Regions from separate parts of the Mus musculus genome. Here region 1 is linked to region 2. The links are chromatin loops, found by intact Hi-C in ENCODE. Cell type or tissue: left cerebral cortex. All regions are shown on one strand. Each heading gives the region's core, and the rest is flanking DNA. Links, peaks and the distances in the headings are about the cores only.

Evidence for each region. A loop is a pair of places that touch in the nucleus more often than their neighbours do. Peaks named below come from ENCODE experiments on the same cell type or tissue, not always from the same donor. Only the 100,000 strongest peaks of a DNase experiment are listed, where the experiment ranks them.
Region 1: it touches region 2 in a loop (2.2-fold over the local background); 2 of 42 quality-filtered maps call a loop at or near these places.

The regions. Positions count from the first base shown.
Region 1 is chr14:57,405,394-57,413,163 of GRCm38, forward strand. No RefSeq gene overlaps it. Among named protein-coding and RNA genes, the nearest start is that of Cryl1, 11 kb to the left of the region's middle. In left cerebral cortex, for the core only: a CTCF peak has its summit at 3,919 (motif pointing left); DNase peaks (open chromatin) are centred at 3,288, 3,901 and 5,200.
Region 2 is chr14:57,520,363-57,527,992 of GRCm38, forward strand. Il17d (interleukin 17D) reads left to right here and starts at 4,467. Exons shown (of 3, transcript NM_145837.3): 1 at 4,467-4,559; 2 at 4,942-5,237. The coding sequence starts at 4,545. In left cerebral cortex, for the core only: a CTCF peak has its summit at 5,613; DNase peaks (open chromatin) are centred at 4,100, 4,496, 5,521 and 6,147; H3K4me3 peaks cover 2,345 bases; H3K27ac peaks cover 3,246 bases.

The sequences.
Region 1 (7,770 bases), core at 2,358-6,357, 120 kb before region 2:
GTAACCAGGACCAATAAAGAAAGACCTTTAGTTTCACCAAGCTTCTTTTAATTAAAGACACAGAAACTAAACAAAGTTTAGATAAATAAATGGCACGATAAATATGGTTTGGGAATCAACGATTAGCAGAGGCCTCTTTGGGAAGATGAGATTTGAAGCAATGAAAAATGTCTGGGCAGTTCTTAAGGGTTTTGTTTCTGTTTTTGTTGTTGTTGTTGTTGCTGCTGCTGCTGTTATTGTTGTTGTTTTCCATTTATTTTGGCTAGAGGAGGAGACGGGGCGGGGGGGGCAGTTGATCCTTGGGACTAGCACATAGTAGACAAGCATCCTACCACTGAGCTATGCCTTCACCCTGAGATCTGGGGTGCTGAAGAAGCTCTCTTTAGCCACAGCCTCTCCAAATCTCAGACTGTTTCTGCCAGAAATTACCTGAAGCTTTCTCTCCTTTTAAATAGCCCACTCCATTCCCCCTGGCAACTATGACTACATCCATGACGGCTCCTCTCTTCTCTGAGCTGCTAGGATGCTGGTCACCAGCACCACACAGTGTATAACCAAAGCTCAAGTTTGGGTCATTCAATCGCTCAACCCTTTTTTTTTTTTTTTTTCTTACATGTGTTTGTTAACAAACGCTTAATGTTTGGTCTCCAACAAAATAATAAATGTTTTATCTTTTTTCCTTACTAAGCACATACTAGGCTTACGCTTCAATGATGCTCCTGCTTTCTCTCATTTACTTCCAAAACCAAGGGAAGGAACTCAGAGCTCTCCTGCTTCGTTTCCTTTTCCAGTTTGACAGTGACACTGTGCAGGTGGGGACACCGTTCCCACCAGGAATCTTCGTGGCTCCAAAGTGGTTTATTCTACTCATGCCCTACAGAACACAAAAAATCAAAGCCCTGAACCCCAGAGTAGACAACGAAGATTACTTTCCAAACAAGTCGAGGTGAAATAAAATTCAACATAATAAGCAAGCCGGGAACACGGGCTGGTGCCTGTGATGGCTGCCTCAGGAGGCTGAGGCAGGAGAGTCACCTGAGCCCAGGAGTTCCAGAGCAGCTTGAGCGACATGATGGGACAAAAAAAAAAAAAAAAAAAAAAAGAGAAGGTTTACCTTTAAGCCATAATAAAAAAATAAAAACATGTTCACAGCACTTTAGTTCTAGGTCAGCCTGGGCTATAAAGTAAGACCCTGGACACGCCAGGGTGGGAAGCAGGAAAGAAGAAAGGGAGGGAACAGAATATGATTTTGTTGATGACAGGGACCCTAAAAATATAAACTGTATTAACAAAATAGTCCATCATTTTAGTGTATCATAGTATTATTAAAGTGATCAAAAAATCAGATAAAAGTTAGCTGTAGGATATGTGGTAAGGCTTTTTTAGGGGCTGGAGAGCTGGTGCATCAGTTGAGAGTACTGACTGCTCTCCCACAACACACAGCACCCACTTGTCAGCTCAAACTATCTGTAACTCCAGATGACAACTAATATCAGCTTAGACCTAAGGAATCCAGTGCTCTCTTCTGTCCTCTATGGACACCAGCGCATTCATAGTACACAGACATGCATGTAGACAAAACACCCACACACAAACAAGAAAAATAAATCAAATAAGTAAATCTCAAAAGGGTTTTTTTTTTCGCCTGAAGACTCATAAATATCTGTTTCATAACAATAAAAAACTTACTTAAGAGAGTAAACTACAGCCAGGCAGTAGTGGGACACTCCTTTAATCACATCAAGCAGATCTGTGAGTTCAAGGTCATCCTGGTCTAGAGAGAGAGTTCCAGGGCAGCCAGAGCCATACAGAGAAACACTGAAGAGAGAAGGGGGGTGAGGAGGGGGAGAGAGGGAGAGAGAACATAATCTAATAGATCTCATTTGTCAACATCTGCTGCTGACTATGGTGTCAAGAACTCTGTACAACATGTTCGTCATACTTGGAAAAACAGGCTGTCAAGATTCAGTTCTATTTTTGTCTGCCTATTTTCAAAAATGAAGGCAGGAACCGATTCCCCTGACTTTAAAGAGCTGGGTGGGCTCTTGAGCATCCTGCTACACTTGGGAATAAACATGACGCCTAAGGGAATTTAGTTGTAAATACAGCCTCTGTCTCGAGGTTAAATCTCCTGCGCCCCCTGGCAGCAGTTCAGGGAGAGGGAAAGAGAGGGTGGGTCGTGTGACTTCAGGCCTTTTCTCAGTCACCTCTGTCACAGCACTCTCCTATGGCTTGGCTCTCTCTGTCTGACGTCAGGCTGGAGGACAGGGAGGGGCTTTGGATGCTTTGTGATTTCCGGATCCCAAGGACATTCAAGTCTCTCTTGACCGCTTGGACCAAACCTCCAGAAGGACTCTCCGGAGCATTTAAACTAACCCCTGTGACTGGGAAGAACCCTTTGCCCCTTTGCCTCCCTTCCCGGTGGTGGCCTGCTTTGCCACCCTCTCCTGTGGGAGTCTTGCTGACCCAGGTGAACCTGTCCTCTTGAACTGGAGTCACATGATCCCAGTGGGCTCCCAAGCGTTCCTCATCTGGGTTCACTTTAAAAACTCTGAATTTTGCTGATCTCAGCATAGCAACATCCCCTGCCTTTGGTGTCTTTACTGAGCAAGCACTCACTCACTCACTCACTCACAGCCCCGCCCCCTGCCCCACTCTTCCCCCGACCCCCACCCCCACCCCAGCTACTTTTTTTTTTTTTAGCCCTGCAGTTTTTTTTTTCTGCTTTTTAGATTTTTCCAAAGTCAAATATGATCATCGCTCTGTGTCCCAAACCACAGCTCTGAGTGGTCGTGAGTGGTATAGTCAGCACTTCACACTGTCAGATCCAACCAAGCACAAGGGCGTGTATATTTTGGAAAAAAAAAAAAAAAAAAAAAAAAAAAAAAAAACCACATTTGTAAGGAACGCATACAGACTTTCCTCTTGTAACTGCTCCCTCAACAATCAGTGTAACAACTATTCCCACAGCGTTGGCATTGTTGTGGGTACTGGAAATAACCTGATGGATATGCATCGGTTTTACGAAACTGCTACTCGTTTTACTTAAAAGCCTTGTGCATCTATGGATTTAGGCATTTGCACCCTGATCCACCACTACTTCCAAATCCATGTCAGAATCCTAACTAGAAAACCAGCTAGCTTTACGTCCTCTTCCATGGCCACGTGGCCTTAGCCTGCATTCTGTTCTTCCTCATCAAACTAATATACACCCTTTTGTATTCTCCCTTCCACGTGTTATACTGGACCCAGTGTAGACTCCACACCTTCAGAATGGCTATTTTTAAGTGCGTAGAACAGTGGTTCTCAACCTGTGGGTCGTGACCCCTTGGTCTTAAATGACCTTTTCATAGGCATCAAATATCAGATATCGGGCAGGTCAAATTTTTCCAATTCAACTCACAGCAGTATGAAGTATCAATGAATAATGTTATGGTTGGAGGTCACCACAACATGAAGAACTGTACTAATGGGTTGCAGCATTGGGAAGGTTGAGAACCACTGGTCTAGCTCATTAAGATGGATAAACTTTGAGTCTGGCTGATCTCAATTTATGATATATTTTCATTATAATAATGTTTAGCGTTTTGTTTTTTAAAGAAACAAATCCTAATCAGCAAAACTTTGTCACAATTTTTGTGTGCACATTTTCAGGTGTGTGTGTGTGTGTGTGTGTGTGTGTGTGTGTGTGTGCATGTGAATGTATAGCTAGCTGTGCACCTGAGTGTGGAAGTCAATCACTCTCTACCTTGTTTTTTCTAGTTTTCACCTCTGCCCCCAGCACCAGGGATACATACACATCCCTGAACTGACATTTATGTTTCCTGGTAACCCAAACTCAAATCCTCAAGCTCATGCGTCAAGCACTTCACCTACTGAGCCATCTCCTCAGATTCAAAGTTGGGTATTTTTTCTCCCAAACAAAACCAAGATACTTTACTGCCATCTTCTGGACGATTTTTTTTTTTTTTTACTATTGTTAGAACCTAGTGGGGAAACCCCCACTCCATTCCCTATTTGGCGTGCACCCAAAAAATCACAAAGGACCATCTTGATGGTCCTTAATTACATGAGGTCGTTTAATTACAGAGCTCCGGACCGACTTGCATCCCACACAGGAGATAACAGATGTCGGCCCCGAGGCGCGAAAGCTAGGGGTTTTTATGGGGTAAGGGGCTTAGGGGTGTGGAATTCAGCATAGCGACACACTATTGGCTTATTCAAACATCAGCAGAAAAATTACATGTACGTGCAGGGTGTCAGAGTTCTGTGAGTTGTTGACTCAGTTTAGATAGCCCTGTTATGTCCTCACATTCCTCTTTATCTTATGGTCAAGCTGTTCCCAGGAATATTTTAACTACGGGGCATACCCAGGTTTGTTTTTCTTTTTTCTCAGCCCCAGGCAGCCTCTAGGCTCACAAACAACCAGCAATTTCTGAGTACTTTATATGACTTATAGGTCTTGAAATTTCATCTTTCTTTCACTATTACTATTATTATAAGTATCAAATCTATGGTGCCTATGTTATAAATAGGACCACCTTAGGTAGTTATGTCCCTTTCAGGCAACGCACAGCCTATCCAAACATGTGTAACAAAAGCTGCGATCATTGTGTCTTAGTCAGGGTTTCTATTCCTGCACAAACATCAGGACCAAGAAGCAGTTGGGGAGGAAAGGGTTTATTCAGCTTACACTTCCATACTGCTGTTCATCACCAAGGAAGTCAGGACTGGAACTCAAGCAGGTCAGAAAGCAGGAGCTGATGCAGAGGCCATGGAGGGATGTTCTTTACTGGCTTGCCTCCCCTGGCTTGCTCAGCCTGCTCTCTTATAGAACCCAAGACTGCCAGCTCAGAGATGGTCCCACCCACAAGGGGCCTTTCCCCCTTGATCACTAATTGAGAAAATGCCTTACAGCTGAATCTCATGGAGGCATTTCCCCAACTGAAACTCCTTTCTCTGTGATAACTCCAGCTTGTGTCAAGTTGACACAAAACTAGCCAGCACACATAATAATATTGTTTAGGGAACTTAATGAGCTTGACTGTAACTACATTCAGACAGATGGTGGCTCTTTGTCACACAGCTCTGTTTGTTACAACCACGTATAAGTCTTGTGGCTTCTTTCCAAGGAATCTCTGAAGTCACTAAAAGATGACATCACATATATTTTAAATGTGTGTGTGTGTGTGTGTGTGTGTGTGTGTGTGTGTTCCGGATGCTCTGAGTGGTGGGTGGATTGTCAAGAAGTGTTGGAGACGCCGAATGTGAAATCTACCCAAAGCAAGAAGCTAATTCAACAAGCACACAGGCAAGGAACTAGACTGATTGCATCACGACCCAGGGTGACTTTTGAGGGTTGTTTGTCTGTGCTAGAAATGGAAGCCAGGCTGAGAGAATTCTAACAAAGCAGCCTTCTATTGAGCTGCCCAATGTTTCCTTTGACTTTTTATCCTGGGGTTTCAGAGGATGCACGTAGGTGCTCCTTTCGGAGCTGCTAATGGGTGAAGACGTACTTGTAACGACAAAGATTTTTCTTGTTTTTTTTTTTCTCACAGTTCTACACCTGTACACACATATATCTAACTTGAATTTGAAAACGGAGGACAAGGACTCTTTATTATCAAAGTTTTAGGTCAGCATATAAAATAATGGGTTTCGTGGCATCTTTATACACGGGCTATTCTTTTTTTTACACTATACCTTTTCATTTGTTCCCCTCCCCCACTGGTTTTCTCTGTACCTCATTCCCCATTCCAGCTGCTTCTGCCCCAAGTTAGGCCCCCTTTGCTTGTCTGTTACATGTGTCCCATTACTGTCACCATAAACAAATAGAGAACAGCCAGGTGTGGAGGTGATCACTGAGGAGGCTGAGGCAGGAGGATCTCTATGAGTTCAGGGACAACCTGTCTACATAGTGAATTCCAGGTCAGCAAAAACAAAACAACAGAAAATATAGAACAAAGACTTTTGAAGGAGACGAGTCACCTAGAAAAGTGTACAGCTGTGATCTGTGCATCCTATGTTGTAGAAAATACTTCCCGGTACAATAGTGACATGAAGGGGGGACCTGTAAGTGGTTCCTGGACCACAAAAGCAGAGCCTTCAGGGACTGGAGAGATGGTAACATTTCAGGAGTGCATTCCTGACAAAAGAATGAGTGCCAATGGGATGGTTGACTGCTCCAGAGCTTGTATCAATTCCCCCATTGGTCCAAAGGCTGTATTTAAAACAACAACAACAACAACAACACCAGAAAACCCGCTTGCTGCTGCTCTGCATCTCCATGCTGGTCTCCATAGTTTGTTTCCTGGGTTTGTGACGCCCTCTGCTCCCCGCCCAGTCGAGGTTCCCACATAAAGTAATGTCCTTTGAACCACATTAAACTTAGTTTGAAGCAGTCACCAGCAGCACGTGGCTCTGGATCGGGCAGCACAGCACATCTTGCGCGTGCTTTTCTATTTGCCAGGATTGCCTCCTTTCTGACGTACACGTTTGTGGACGCCCCATAACGAAAGGTTGACTGAAGAGTGAGCAGAGTTCTTTCTGCGAGGCCTTCAGGAACAGATCAAGGATGCTGAAAGCAGCATGTGGTAATTTTTCTGTGTGTTTGCTTGCTTGCTTTCATTTTTGTTTGTTTTGTGAAACAAAATGGAAGCTAGGACTCGGGGCTTTGCGCATGCTAGGCAAGTGCTCAACCATTGAGCTAGGGCCCCGTGTCCCACTGTTTCTTATCATCAAATATAATATTCCTTTGGAGACTCTAGTGTTCTCGTTTGTTGGTGATTTTGGAGGCTGAACAAGGGGGAGTTTACTTTGGGTTGGAAAGGACATCTCTGTTTCTTTCCAACCCACATTCCAACCTTCACAGATGCCACTTTTAAGTTGGAAGCTGAATTACGGATGAAATCAGCTCCACTGCTGATGCAGGCAAGCAGACAGAGGGGGTGGGGGAGGGGAACGCGCTATACCAGGCAAGAAGGCTTTTAATAAGCAAGCACATTTGAAGTGGAAAAAGGGAACGCCCACAGGGTGGAAATTTACTTTGCACATAAGATACACAGACCATCCTTTCAGAAACTGGCTTCAGGAAGCCTGGAAGCCCCGGCAACAACAAGCAAGCAGTGTGGAAAGCCCATGAAAGGGACCTAGTGTGGGCTCTTCAGCCGGCTCCACTTTGCTCCGAGCATACTCAGGGTCTCCTGGGCAGCAATGAAAGGGCACCAAAGACCCCCCTGTCTACCCATTTTCCATCTATAAAAGCAATTTGAACATTTAATATTTTTCCATATGTCTTCCCCACCCCGTATCTGCAACATTCCCCTCCGTTTTAATCAACAATCGCCTTTACACTGAATACTAAGTGGTTGGCTTAACCCTAGAACATTCCGCTGGTTCTTACAGTGAGAAATCAGTGTTGACCTAAGTTTCCTTCGGAAATTTTTTATTTTATTTTTTCCCTTGTGAACAACGAGGCAGTTAAGGGCCTGGGTCAAACTGCTTTCTCCGACAAAGTCAGTAAAAGACAGATGAGATCAAAGATCCAAAAGCCATTAGGGTGCCAGGAAGTCAAGTCTGACCCCTCCCTGCCAAGGGTGAGAAAATGATTCCAGAACAAGAAGGACTTAGCCAAAGACGCACAGTGCTGAAATGGAAGTGCTGAAGCGAGAACCAGGACCCTGCCTTAAACACTCTTTCTGTATCAGTCAGTGTTCTCTAGAGTCTTAGAACTTAGGGGATGTCTCTCTATATTAAGGGGAATTATTGGAA
Region 2 (7,630 bases), core at 3,631-7,630:
AGAAGGTATGGCCCTGTGTCAGTGTAGATGTGGACTTTAAGGCCCTCATCCTAGCTCCTGGAAGCCAGTCTTCCATTAGCAGCCTTCAGATGAAGATGCAGAACTCTCAGCTCTGCCTGCACCATGCCTGCCTGGATGCTGCCATGCTCCCCCGCCTTGATAATGGACTGAACTTCTGAACCAGCCCCACTTAAATGTCCTTATAAGAGTTACCTTGGTCATGGTGTCTGTTCACAACAGTAAAACCCTAAAACAGTCCTATTGCTTTGAGCCTGTACTGGTACTTGTGGTGGTTTGAATGGGAATGGTCCCATAGGCTCATACATTTGAATCACCAGAGAATGGCAGTTTGAAAGGATTAGGAGGTCTGTCTTTGCTGGAGGAAGTATGTCACTGGGGGTGGACTTTGAGGTTTCAAAAAGCCCATTCCAAGCCCAGAGTCTTTCCCTTTTTGTTTTTCTGTGGTTCTGGACGTAGAACTCCCAGCTCCTTCTCCAGCACCATGTCTGCCTGTGTGCCACCATACTTCCTGCCATGATGATAATGGACTAAACTTCTGAACGGTAAACCAGCCCCAATTAAATGCTGTGGTCATTGTATCTCTTCACACAATAGAACACTATGACAGAATATATGAACACAGAACACTATGACAGAACATGTGAGCATAGAGCACTAAGGCATAAAATAGGAACCTAGAACACTATGACAGACATATGAATATAGAACACTATGACAGAACACTATGACAGACATATGAATATAGAACACTATGACAAAACACAGAACATAATGACAGATAACAAATGAACACAGAACACTATGACAGGACACTATGACAGAACATAACAGAACACTATGGCAGAACAAATGAACCTAGAACATTATGACAAAACATGTGACAATAGAACACTATGACAGAACATGTGAACACAGAACACTATGACAGACATATGAACATAGAACACTATGACAGAACATGTGAATATAGAGCACTAAGGCCGAATATATGAACATAGAACACTATGACAGACATATATGAACATAGAACACTATGACAGAACACAGAACATTATGACAGAGAACATATGAACACAGAACACTATGGCAGGACACTATGACAGAACATAATACTATGGCAGAACAAATGAACCTAGAACACTATGACAGAACATATGAACCTAGAACACTATGACAGATATACGGACACAGAACATTATGACAGACATACAAACATAGAACATTATGACAGAAGATGTGAACATAGAGCACTAAGGCAGAACAAATGAACATAGAACACTATGACAGAGCATGTGAACACAGATCACTATGATAGAACATATGAACACAGCATTATGATGGACATATGAATATAGAACACTATGACAGAACATTATGTCAGAACATATGAACATAGAACACTATGACAGAACATGTGAACATAGAACACTATGACAGAACATATGAACACAAAACACTATGATAGAACATGTGAACACAGAATACTATGACGGACATATGACTATAGAACACTATGACAGAACACAGAACACTATGACAGACATACAAACACAGAACACTATGACAGAACATGTGAACATAGAACTCTTTGACAGAACATGTGAACACAGAACACTATGACAGACATATGAACATAGAACACTATGACAGAACATGTGAGCATAGAGCACTAAGGCAGAAAATAGGAACCTAGAACACTATGACAGACATATGAATATAGAACACTATGACAGAACATAGGAGCCTAGAATACTATGACAGATATATGAATATAGAACACTATCACAATACTGGAAGTGCATCATGGTGGAACAGCCCCATTAATCTCAGGGTTTACCCCTTCAAGGACAGAGCCCCAGGGACTACCTTGTATACATAGACCTTGGAGGACATTTCTCCAAACCAGAAAAAAAATTGCTAATCTGAGCCAGATGCTAGTCCCAGCTTTTCTGCATTGATTCCGAGAGACTGAACCCTGGTCCTCATGTTTGTATAGTAAGCACTTTAGTGGCTGAGCCATCTCCCCAAACCATGTGTGATTTTTTTTTTTTAAAGAGCTTAGTGCAGACAAGTACTGCAGAATAATGGAGCACCAAAGGACTGTAAGAATATGATAATAAAGATGAGCAATGAAACTGGACTCGAGAAGATATGAGGAGGGAAAGTTTCGATGTGAGTGGAAAACGGCATGATCTGAAGATAGAGGTGCAGGACAGGACATGGGTGATCACTGGAATCAGATCCAAGGATGCGGTCAGCTGTTTCTGATGAGGAGACCTTGGATATGGCCACACAATTTAATGTCAAAGATCAGACTGGGTTGGTGGAGGACGAAACTGCAAGTGGGCACTCAGAACCAGTACGGGTTGATGGTGCAGGATTAAGAAGCAGAACCCAAACCCTGTCTCGAAAAAACAAAACAAAACAAAAATAAGCAGAACACATAATGAAAGGTCCAAGTGCTAAAAATCTCCATGAATGGGAGGAGCTGGGTGCATGGCAGCTGTGCGGATTGCTATGTGAGGAGCCTCTGAGGAGAGAAAATGTCTGCACGTGCACCTTACTCAGAAATCCAAGGTCAGGATGGAACGAGCCAATCCCACACTGGCTTTGGAAGCTTTGGAGATGCCCAGCGGTTAACATTGGCCATCATTCTCACTGAGGACCAGGGTTCAATTCTCAGCACTCTAATAGGCCACTTACAACCCACCTGTGATACCAATTCCAAGAGATATGATGCTCTCTTCTAGCCTCATGGGCACCTGAAAGATTGCTTTTGCAGCTTTGCTAGACTTGGAACAGCCAAGTGAAGCCACTTGGAACTAGTGTCAGATGGCTGTGAGCCACCATTTTGGTACTAGCAACCAAACACAGGTCCTCTGCAAGACAGCCAGTGCTCGTAACTGGATTAATCTTTAAAATATCTTTAGAATTGTGTAAAAAGTCACGTGTGTGATAGCACACACACTACAATGCACATGCAGGTCAAGATGGATGGATGTGCAGGTCAGAGGACAGCTTTGTGGAGTGGGTTCTCTCCTCCCACCTTTATTTGGGACCCAGGCATAGAACCTGGGCCACCCCTAGAACACAACAACCCATTTACCCACCGAGACATCTCCCCAGCCTCAAGTCTGGAATAATTATTAACATGTTTGTATCTTCATAAAATGCTCAGATCTGGGAACTTTTTATTTAATCTGCACCTATTTATAGCCTTTGCTCCCCTGTTTAATCACAAATGAATCTTATGCTCTACTCAGTTTAAGTTTTCAGTAACTGGAGGCTTCCACAAACTGGTCAGACACTGGAAGGTACTTTGTTGATTAGCACAGTGAGTAGTTCCGTGGAACTCTGGTAATGACAAGCTCGCCTCGAAAATACTCCTACGCTGTACCTTTCAAATGGAAAATTAGTAGTACTTGAGTGCTGATGTCTTTATTCCCGTTTTTTTACTAGGAAGGAGACAACGTTAACAATTTATGTGCGAGTCAAAGTGTTTCATAAACCCAAATGTGTTTACTAGGAATTGTAAAATGTTTTAAGCTGTAAGGTTTGAAGGGACTTTTAAAGGTAGAGCCGCTACAAAGTATTTCAGTTTTAAAACATTGAAGGCAAGTGTTTTTCTGCATAGCAGAACTGAAACGCAGTTAACCACTGGTTTACAACTTGGTTAAAACCCAAAGCTGCAAGCCGTTTTAGGGAGTCAAAAAAATATTTTGCACACTTTCAAAAAGCGTTCAGCTAGTCTCAGCCATTTCTCTTTATTCTCAAAGCGTAAATGCTCAAAAGTAATCATATTCACTAGCTGGATGCCTGGTAAGCAAGGCATTTAAATAATGAACAAGTAAGTGAGCAAGCTCTCTTCAGATTCAATAGAGTCCTTCATTTGAGCTGATTCCCCTTAATTTATTCACAGAACTTTAGGCTCATTTTACATGTCTGCTCACACAATTAATTACCATGATTGAGTTCTCCAACACTGTAAAACTAGACCAAGAGATGCCCATTTACAGCATGTGTCAGGTGGGGGAGGGTATTTATTACTCGGCCCTTAGCTGAATAAGAGGCATGGAGTCATTTTATGAGTATTTAAGGGAAAACAGCCTCCTTCTAGCCTAACAGAACATAACTGTTTTTTAATCTCTTGTATAATTCTTCGAACTATGAAATCCCAGAAGAGGAAGTGGTCGCAAGAAGGAGAGTCCTTCTAGGTTGGAGTTCATTCATTTCCAAGTGGCCTGTCCAGCTCCTGGACCGCTTCAATGTCTAGAGAAATCCGTTTCCTCTGAGCCAAAGTCGGCCTCTCGACTGCATCCCCGAGGCCCCACTGGTCCGTGCCGAGGCGTCGAGGCCAGTCACCACCTCCTCCTCCTCCAGCCAGGCGGACCGCCAGTCCACTTCTGTAGGGGCGACACCCAGCCCGCAGGCCACACGCCCCGCGTGTGCGGCGCCCTTATTTACTTCGCAGAAGAGCCTTCAGCCCCCCTCCTAACAAGTCTGGAAAGCATCACGGCGACGCGATGTTGGGGACACTGGTGAGCGCCCTCGGGGGTACCGGCGAGGCATGGCCGAGGCCGGGCTGGGGCAGAGGGACGGGGGGAGGACGGCGGGACGGCCCGGAGAGGCGTCTCACAGGCACTCGCAGCCCGCCGCGCAGCAGCCCGGCAGGCACACGCACACGTGCACGCGCGCCCCGCACCCGCCCCCCGCGCGGGCTCCGGCTCTGGGCGGCGGCGGCGGCGGGGGCCGGGGGCGCGCGGGCCGGCGGCGGGCCGGGCCCCGGGGACCGCGCGGGCGGCGGGCGGGCGGGGACGGCGCTCGGGGGCCGGCCCGCGCGGCGCCCATGCTCGGGGAGGGCCTCACGGTGTGCGGAGCGCCGGGCGGGTCCCGCGACGCTGAGCTCGGCCTGTCCCGCAGGTCTGGATGCTCGCGGTCGGCTTCCTGCTGGCACTGGCGCCGGGCCGCGCGGCGGGCGCGCTGAGGACCGGGAGGCGCCCGGCGCGGCCGCGGGACTGCGCGGACCGGCCGGAGGAGCTCCTGGAGCAGCTGTACGGGCGGCTGGCGGCCGGCGTGCTCAGCGCCTTCCACCACACGCTGCAGCTCGGGCCGCGCGAGCAGGCGCGCAATGCCAGCTGCCCGGCCGGGGGCAGGGCCGCCGACCGCCGCTTCCGGCCACCCACCAACCTGCGCAGCGTGTCGCCCTGGGCGTACAGGTGAGCGGGCCCGAGGGGAGGGGCGGGGCCTGCAGAACAGGTGGGTGGGGCAGGGTGGAGTCCGTTGGAGGGCGGGGCCGAGGGGCGGGGCGGAGCACGTGGTGGGCGGGGTCGGGTGGGGCCTGGGCGGGGCCCGGCTGCCACTGGAGCGGTATAGGTGGACGGTGCTTGAAGGAAGGGGTCGTGAGGGGGATCGGGTGGGATCGGCTGGAGCGGGAGGGGAGTGGCAAGACGGTCGGGTGGTGCTATGGAGATGGTGTAGTGCCCGAGGGGCGGGGTCTGAGGAGCGGACGGAGGTGATGGGTGGGGCCGGGTGGAACTACTGGGATGAACCACGGGGGGCAGGCCAGGTAAGGCGGGTGTCTACTGGTCCTAGAGCTCAGGGAGGGGCTAGGAGAGGCAGATGGTATAACTAAATTGGGAGCGATTGGTTTCTACAAAGGTCTGTCACGATCTTTGAAGAAATGCTGCTTCTGTATTTGTTATGCAATAAATACCAATTCTCTGCCAGATACACCATGAAGAACCAGGCCACATGACCCTTTTTTACAGGAGGCCTGTAGGAGTGTAATCTAGAAGTGCTGGGGCGCCGAGAGCTAAGAGGCACGCCCTCTGAGAGAGTGTCTGGGGAAACTAATATGGGGATAGAACCTCAGATGAGAAGCAAAGTTTCCAGCGTGAGGTAGCCTGAAGTTGAGGGAGGAAGAGAACACCCCTTTGAAGGAGAAAGTGACATTCAGGCCTTGTGGAGAATGGGCAAGATTTTGAGGATGGCCCAATCCAGGTGTTGTGTCAAAAGAAGAGCATGTCCAAGGGAAGCATGGGGATGTGGAGCGTGGCCACAGTGGCCTGGGCAGATGCCCGTGACAGGATGCATAAGTAGCTCGGATGAGGGAGCCCTCACTCCACCCTGTAGATGAGAAAGATAGGCAGGCACCTTGGACGAGAGCCTTTCCAGGATGGGGGTGGACTCTAGGTAAGGGCTGTGTGGGCAGAGGAGAGGAATAATGTCGAGTCTACAGAGAGCTACCAGAGGGGCTTTGTGGTTGTCTGTCTTGTCATGCTGGAGATGGAACCTAGGGCCTCAGATTTTCTAGGAAGTGTTCCACCACCAAGCTGCATCCCACCCCAGTAACATATTGTTTGGTTGGTTGTTTTGAGTCAGAGTCTCCTTATGTAACCCTGGCTGTCTTAGAACTCTCTGTGTAGACCAACCTAGTCTCGAACCCACAGAGATCCTTCTGAGTGTTGGAAGTACATGTTTCTTGATTTCTAAAGCTGTACAGTGATCCCCTCCTGTATTCCAGAGAAGATGTTATTAGTCAGTTGGCCTTTACCGTAACAAATACCTGGGCCAACAGGTTAACTCATCAGATAAAGGTGCCTGCTGGCAAGCCTAAGGACCTAAGTTTGATTCCCAGAACCCACACAATAGAAAGAGAGAATAGACCCCAAGCAAGTGTCCTCTGGCCTCCACATACAAGGTTACCGCCTGATACACAAAATAAGTAAGGAAATAAGTCATAAAAAACAAACAGCTGAGATAATAAAGCGAAAAAGAAAAAAAGGGTTGGCTCAGTTTTAGAGATGCTGGTCCATGATCAGGCAGACCTGTTGCTTTAGGCTTCTAGTGGGGTACCAGGTGACAGTGTATCAGGGGCATGTGGGCAAAACCTCATTACTGAGAAGCGAGAAAGAGAGAAAAAGGAAGTGGTCAGAGTACCACAGTCTCCTCCGTGTGCACACTTAGTGACCCAAAGGCCTCCAGCAGCTGGGTCTCACCTTCAAAGGCGCCACTACCTTCCAATAGCAGCACCCTGAGGAGCAAGCCTTTGCCACGGGGGGGGGGTGGGTGGGGGGGGGGTGACGGACGACTTAAGTTACAAACTGTAGCAAGTAAGAGATGTAGGGCCCAGCAGGCATGCTGCGGTGCTTCCAGGAGACAAGGAGGGCCTCAGCTGAGGCGGCAGAGTGGAAAGAGACAGGAACAAGGATACTGAAAAGGGAGGGCTGGCTGAGTAGCTGGCTGAGTAGCAGGAAGGGGTGAGGGGGCATCAGGGGTGTGAACTATGTCCTGGGTCAAGGCTGGGGCCAATCTTATCAGTTCCCTTGAGCAGCAGCCCCTCTCCCAGGTACCCAGCCCTTGACCTGGCTGCTCTTCAGGCAAAGCCCACCTGTGGTGCATCCCTTCTCACAGCTCCACCCACGTGGAAGTGGGCCCATACAGGGGACCCTCTGTAACAAATCCTAGCTCTGTACAGGGACACAGTGTTGGAGTTGAGGCTGGCCAAAACACACACAGGTAACACACAGCAAGTCTCAAGTCCTCTCCCTCTAGGCATGTCTCCTACGGTTCTGACCAAGGCATAGTCTGTAAAAGATGTTTGAAGATG